Regions from separate parts of the Homo sapiens genome. Here region 2 is linked to region 1. Evidence: chromatin loops called from intact Hi-C (ENCODE). Cell type or tissue: psoas muscle. All regions are shown on one strand. Links, peaks and the distances in the headings refer to the core of each region. The heading gives the core; the rest is flanking DNA.

Region 1 (2,910 bases), core at 222-2,721:
ACTGGGAAGGACCAAGGCCAGAGATTCAAAGGGAGCTGCAGGGGAAGGCGGCGTTTCTGCCAGCTCCACCTTCGGGATGGATCCAGAATCCACTCCTTCCCCCAACCTCCGCCAGGCAACCATGCACAAACCGCCATCCCATAGGCACCCTGGCATCCCTCCCTAACCAGCTGAACCCCCCACGTCCCCACTTCCCCCCTCAGCTTATTCCTCACATGTTTGTCAGAATAATCCTCAAGAAAACACTCATCCCACTCAAGGCCTCCGTGACTCCCACCTTCCCATGTAGGTCTCTTGCTTCATCTCCCACCTCTCTCCCCGCGCGGCAGGGCTTCAGGCTCTTCCTGCACCCCTCTGGCCTGGCTGCCCCTCTCTCCCATTCCCCAGTGGCATCTGGTCTAGGGTTGGCTGATAAAATAGAGGATCCTAGTTAAACTTGAACTTCAAGGTAAACCACACTTAAGTATAAGTATATCCCAAGTGGTGTAGGTGTTACTCACCTGCAATTCACATGTGGCTGAGCATCCTGTATGGTCGTTTGCTAACCTGGCAGCCCTAGTCTAGTCCATCCCCTCTGGACCTGAAATCTCTCAGGTCAAGGATCTTGTGCTTCTGGGCTATTGATTGAGAGAAGGGGGAAAGCTATCTTCCATGTATTTTATTTTAAATAAGTATATCTATTTTAAGTAAATTTATTTTTTTTGGAAAAATCCGCTTGTTTTAAGTGGGGTGTCCTGGGAACCATGTTCCCTCATCTCTTTCTTGCCCCTTAGTGACCAGAGGGTGGGGATGTTAGGAAAATTGGAAGGGATGGTATTTTAAGTCAGAAAATTGTAGGTTTGAGCGTAGCATCTGTCACTGATTCTGTGACGTCTCAGAGCATTGCTTTCACTGCTCTGGCCTCAGTTTGTTTCTCTCTAGATGGGGGCTAGGACTTCATCTGCCTCCCAGGTGGCTGTGGGATTCATGATGCATGAGTTATGCTCATCATGGACATATGTGCTAGCCATGTGAGGGGTTAGGTTAATAAGGCTCCATTGCCTGTGGTTCCAGAGTCACCTGGGCTGAAGGGTAGGTAGATGTGGCCTAATCCATAAGCTCCGTGCTGGTCAGAAGTTTGCTGGGCAAGTGAGTGAGTGCCAGATCTCTTAATTTCTTGGGCCTGCCTGGTTGGCCATGCAGTTCAAGGTTCTGGTCACCAGGGGTCAGGCTTGCACACGGATGGCTAAGTTCTGTCTTTTATGGTGCTCCAGGGAGCCTCCAGACTGTGAGCCAAAGGGACGGTGAGGATGGGGGGTGGCACATTTTAAAAAATGTGGATCTTGGAGCTGTAGGTCTGTGACCTGCAGATCTGGGAGGTCAGACGTTATTCTCTCTCATATTTACATCTTGCTTGGTACCTTCTGGAGAGATCCTCATCTCTTTGGCCCTTCACCAGGAGACTCCATGAAGGAATTGGGTTAGGTGGCTGGGGTTTGGAGAGAATGCTGGGCAGGGGTTTTGAAGCGCATTTGAGTCTTAGCTCCAAGTCTGCCCCTTACTAGTGTCCTTGTTGGCTCTATTACCTCCTGGGCCTAAGTTTCTTCTTCAGTGGAATAGGGTAAAAATACCTCCTCTGCAGAGATGCGTCAAGATCAGTGAGTAGAGGTGGGGCAGGGATAACTTCTCGAGGCTAGCCCAGCCCTGTCTAGAATAGCTTATGATGAAAATGGAGAAATAAGATAGAAACACAGGGAAAGAGCAAGTGTTGTCACGGGGCATCATATAATCCCTTGCTAAGTTGCAGAAGTGAGCACTAGGGTTCGGAAGAGAGAGAGGGCAGTCCAGAGAGGGGAAATTGCTGGCTTGAGCTCACATAGCCAGAGGGATAAGCGCAGGGTCCACTGGGCAGGTGGCTGAGCTGGGCATTGGAAATGAACAGTAGATCAGGCACCCAAGGCAGGTGTGCCCAGCTGATCCAGGCCACAGCATGTAGGCTGCTGGGCCCCTGCAATTTCAGATTCAGTTCTGTGTGTCTCCTGGGCACCTGCTCTGGCGGTGGGAGTACATGCTCTCCAGGCATGTGTGTGTGCTTCCCATGTAGTGCAGTGAGCAGCAATGTGGCTTCAATCTTTGGTCCAGGCACGGACCCAGCACCCAGAGAAAGCGATTTTCCTGCTTGTGGTTTCCTGGCCTCCTCCAAGAACCTCACACGTCCATGTTGCTCACAGAGAAAGATGGATCACTCTGGGGGTTCCTGGAAGAGTTGCTGTCTTTGAACAGTCCCTCTCTTGCCAAGACCCCTGCCTTCCTCCCGGCCCCCAGCCTACTGCCTCTCCGCAGGAGGACAGCATGTCCTGGGCCTCTGCTCTCTGGCCTCAGTCATGGTGTGGCTGGGTTGCTCTGGGGACGCTGAGGGTTCTTGATCGCGGCCTGTCTCAGGGTAGGTCCCCATGGATTGCCCTCCCACCCCTGGCCAGGTTGCTGTGGTTTCCCCATCAGTAGAAATGACTCCTCACCCACAATTGCATCAGTCCCTCCACAGACGCAGTGAATCATGTTGCAAGATGTGGTTATGGACTGCGCCCTGTGCTCTGGTTAGGGGCTGGTTGGGCCGGGCCAGGGGTGAGGGAAGTGTGGGGGGTTGACCATGTTTTGACTTGAACTTGGGAGAGGAAAGAAAAACCCAGGAGAGGGCCTCCAGGGGTGGGGTGGGGTAGGTGTGAGTTGACACTGAACTCATCACCCATGGGACTGAAGCAAGTATCCAGTAACCTTAACCGAGACCACACTGGGGAACCTTCTGGCTTACTCACCCTCTGGCCCTACCGCTACCACCAAGAGAAAAAGAAGTGAAGAGAACGAGCTGGTTCATCCTCTAGTGCATTGCAGCGGCGTGGGGGAAACCAGGGAGATGGGTTGGTTTGCTTT
Region 2 (2,910 bases), core at 250-2,749, 960 kb after region 1:
TCTAATAATGCAGAGCCGCAAATAATACCAAAGAGAGTTTGCATTATGATAACTTTCCAATTAAAATGGATTAATGGAGGAGAAACAGCAGCAGTAGTGTCTAGACAACATATTACTGAATCCTTGGAGAGGGAGATGGAAAGGAGTTGGGGGAACAAGCGGCAGCAAGATAAACAGGTGAACTTTATAAGTTGGAGGCACACTTGTGTGGGTGTGACGGGAAGTACCAGGGAGGGCTCCTTACCCCTGGTGCCCCATCAGTTACAATACCTGGACTTTGCACCATTTGAGAAAACCAGTCTTTTAGGACCCAGAGGCCTTTGGTCTTTTGGATTCCTTATTAAAATGCAAACAGCACCTTCCGTTTCCTCGGCTGACCTTACAGCTGGGATTAGCCTGCAGCTACTGGAGAGCAGACTGTGTGACTGTGCGACAGAACAGAGGCCCCGGCTGAGCCTTGGAAGACCCACATCGACCAGGTGTTGACACCTGTGGTGTTCTTGTCAGGGCTTCACTACAGGACTCAAAACAAATCCTCCATAACTATGCTAGTAACCCCCTGACCTCTGACCACTGCTGAGTGATCCAAGGGGTCCATCTAGAACCTCTATCCCAGCAACCTGAATTTTAGACCTGAGAGATACAGGGTCTGGGCTGGACTGGGGCTAGTGCTCATCCCTGAGAGCAGGTTCAGGACAGAAAGAGCCACAGACTGTTGCTGCCAATCTTGAGCTACCCCGGGCCCCACCCATGGAGGCCAAATTAGTTGATTTTCTTGCCATTCTGTGAAATCCCCCCAGGATCCATGTTCCTCTCCTTTGCTTAAACTGACTAGACATTTCTGATGCCTGCAAACAAAAGAGCTTTAATCTATCACTTCTTACTTGTGGGACCTGGTGAAAGTCATTTAACCTCACTGAGCCTCTGTTTTCTCTCCTGTAAGATGGGAGATACACACATCCCCACCTTGCAAGGTTGGTTGCCTCCTGTATTGGTAACATGATGTGTTAGGGTTAGATCACCATTTAAGTCCCTCTCAGCCCTGAAGTTCGGAGATCGTAGAAGTAATCCTTGAGGGATAGGGGAAGAGGCTGGCTGGACCACAGAGGCCAGGAGACCAAGAAGCCCAAGGACCTAATTCCACCAGCATCAGTAACTTGCAGGGCATAATAAATATCTCAACACCAGAACTGAGGCTCCTTGCAGAAATCTCCAAGGCTCCCCTATGCCTGGGAAGGCTCTGATTTCTTGCAAAGCCAGGAGTCCCATGAGCCAGTCCCTCATGAGTGAAGTACTGGCCATGTGCTGCCCCCTGCAGGCCTGCCTTTCTCATCACCTTTCTCATCAAACAGGCAAAGAAAAAGCCCATGTAATTGAATACAATCACAAAGGCAGTATTTAGCAGCATTCATCCCCCATTTTATCTCATTCTGCCATGTCCTTCCCTGTCTATAGATGAATATGAAACTACCACTGAAAGCAAATCATTCCAGGAATAAGGAAAATATGAGGCAAGAAACTCCTAGGGAAAGTTCACCACCTACACACACACACACACGAGTCAGAACTGAGTCCAAGGCCAGTCTTGAGGGGAAAAGAGAGAAGAGTTGCATTCATTGCACACCTGCTATGAGCCGTGCATTAGATCCTCCATTATCTCATTACCATCATAATCTCTCAGGACAGGTATCACCAACACCCATTTTACAGATGATGAAACTGAGGCCCCAAGTAGTGAACTCACAAAGAATTCATAAGTATATGGTCTGTTTGAGTCTAAAGGCTTCCCTCTTCACAGATGATTTTCCATCTTTTTTAAGTAGAAATTGCATTCTCAAATGAAATCTCAGGTCCCGTGTATAAGAGAAACAATAAAAGCACAGCTCTCTGATGGAATTGGTTGGTGATTGTATGGCAAGGGACAAGGGGTGGGGGAGCTCTAGCCCTGCCCACCAGCCTCTCTCAGGCCTCCCCTTCCTGGAGCAGTGCGTTGGTCACAGAGCCCAGGGTGAGAACCACGGCCTCCTTCCCAGATGGGGCTTGTTAGAGGTCCTAGATCAAACCCACTGTTTTCCAATTAACCAAAAAAGAAAGCACTACCTCTTTGGAAAACTAGGTTGAAATTTTGGTTCTGCCATTTATTAGCTATGCAAGTTTCCCAACTGATCTGAACCTAAGATTCCCTGGGTCGCTCTAGTCCAACATAATCCAAGAGAAACATAATGTGAGCCACACATGTAATTTTAAGTTTTCTAATAGCTGCCTATTTATTTATTGAGATAAGGTCTCACTCCCTTCACCCAGGCTAGAGTGCAATGGAGCAATCATGACTCACTGCAGCCTGGACTTCCTGGGCTCAGGTGATTCTCACACCTCAGCCTCCTGAATAGCTGGGACTACAGGAACATGACACCACACCTGGCTAATTTTTTGTATTTTTAGTAGAGATGGGGTTTCGCCATGTTTCCCAGGCAGGTCTCAAACCTCTGGGCTCAAGTGATCTGCCCACCTCAGCCTCCCAAAGTGCTGGGGTTACAGGCATGTGCCACTGCACCCAGCCCAGTTGCCTTTAAAAAAAAATTTAATGGGTGAAATCAATATTGACAATAGTTTGCTTAATCCAATATATTCAAAACATGATCATGTCAACATGTCATCAATATAAAAACTTATCAAGATATTTTGCACTCTTTTTCAAACTGAGTCTTCCAAATTTGATGTATATTTGACACTTTCAGCACATCTCAATTCAGACACTACATTCTCACTGGAAATACTTGATCTGTATTTGGACCAAGAGGATACTTCTTGATGAGGGAGTAAACTCACATAGACAAATTGTTTCAAACGTGTTTAAAAGTTTTCCAGTAACTGGGCTATTAGTTTTTAAACATATATTAAAGCTAGATA

Evidence for each region. A loop is a pair of places that touch in the nucleus more often than their neighbours do. Peaks named below come from ENCODE experiments on the same cell type or tissue, not always from the same donor. Only the 100,000 strongest peaks of a DNase experiment are listed, where the experiment ranks them.
Region 2: a loop joins it to region 1, with 7 times the contacts of the local background. A loop is called at or near these places in 24 of 110 quality-filtered maps.

Annotation. Positions count from the first base shown.
Region 1 is chr15:70,486,507-70,489,416 of GRCh38, reverse strand. No RefSeq gene overlaps it. Among named protein-coding and RNA genes, the nearest start is that of LINC02205, 18 kb to the left of the region's middle. RefSeq lists an enhancer at 2,621-2,680. In psoas muscle, for the core only: a CTCF peak has its summit at 1,196 (motif pointing right); DNase peaks (open chromatin) are centred at 1,196 and 2,486.
Region 2 is chr15:69,521,983-69,524,892 of GRCh38, reverse strand. No RefSeq gene overlaps it. Among named protein-coding and RNA genes, the nearest start is that of DRAIC, 38 kb to the left of the region's middle. RefSeq lists an enhancer at 1,227-1,396. In psoas muscle, for the core only: a CTCF peak has its summit at 1,324 (motif pointing left); a DNase peak (open chromatin) is centred at 1,292.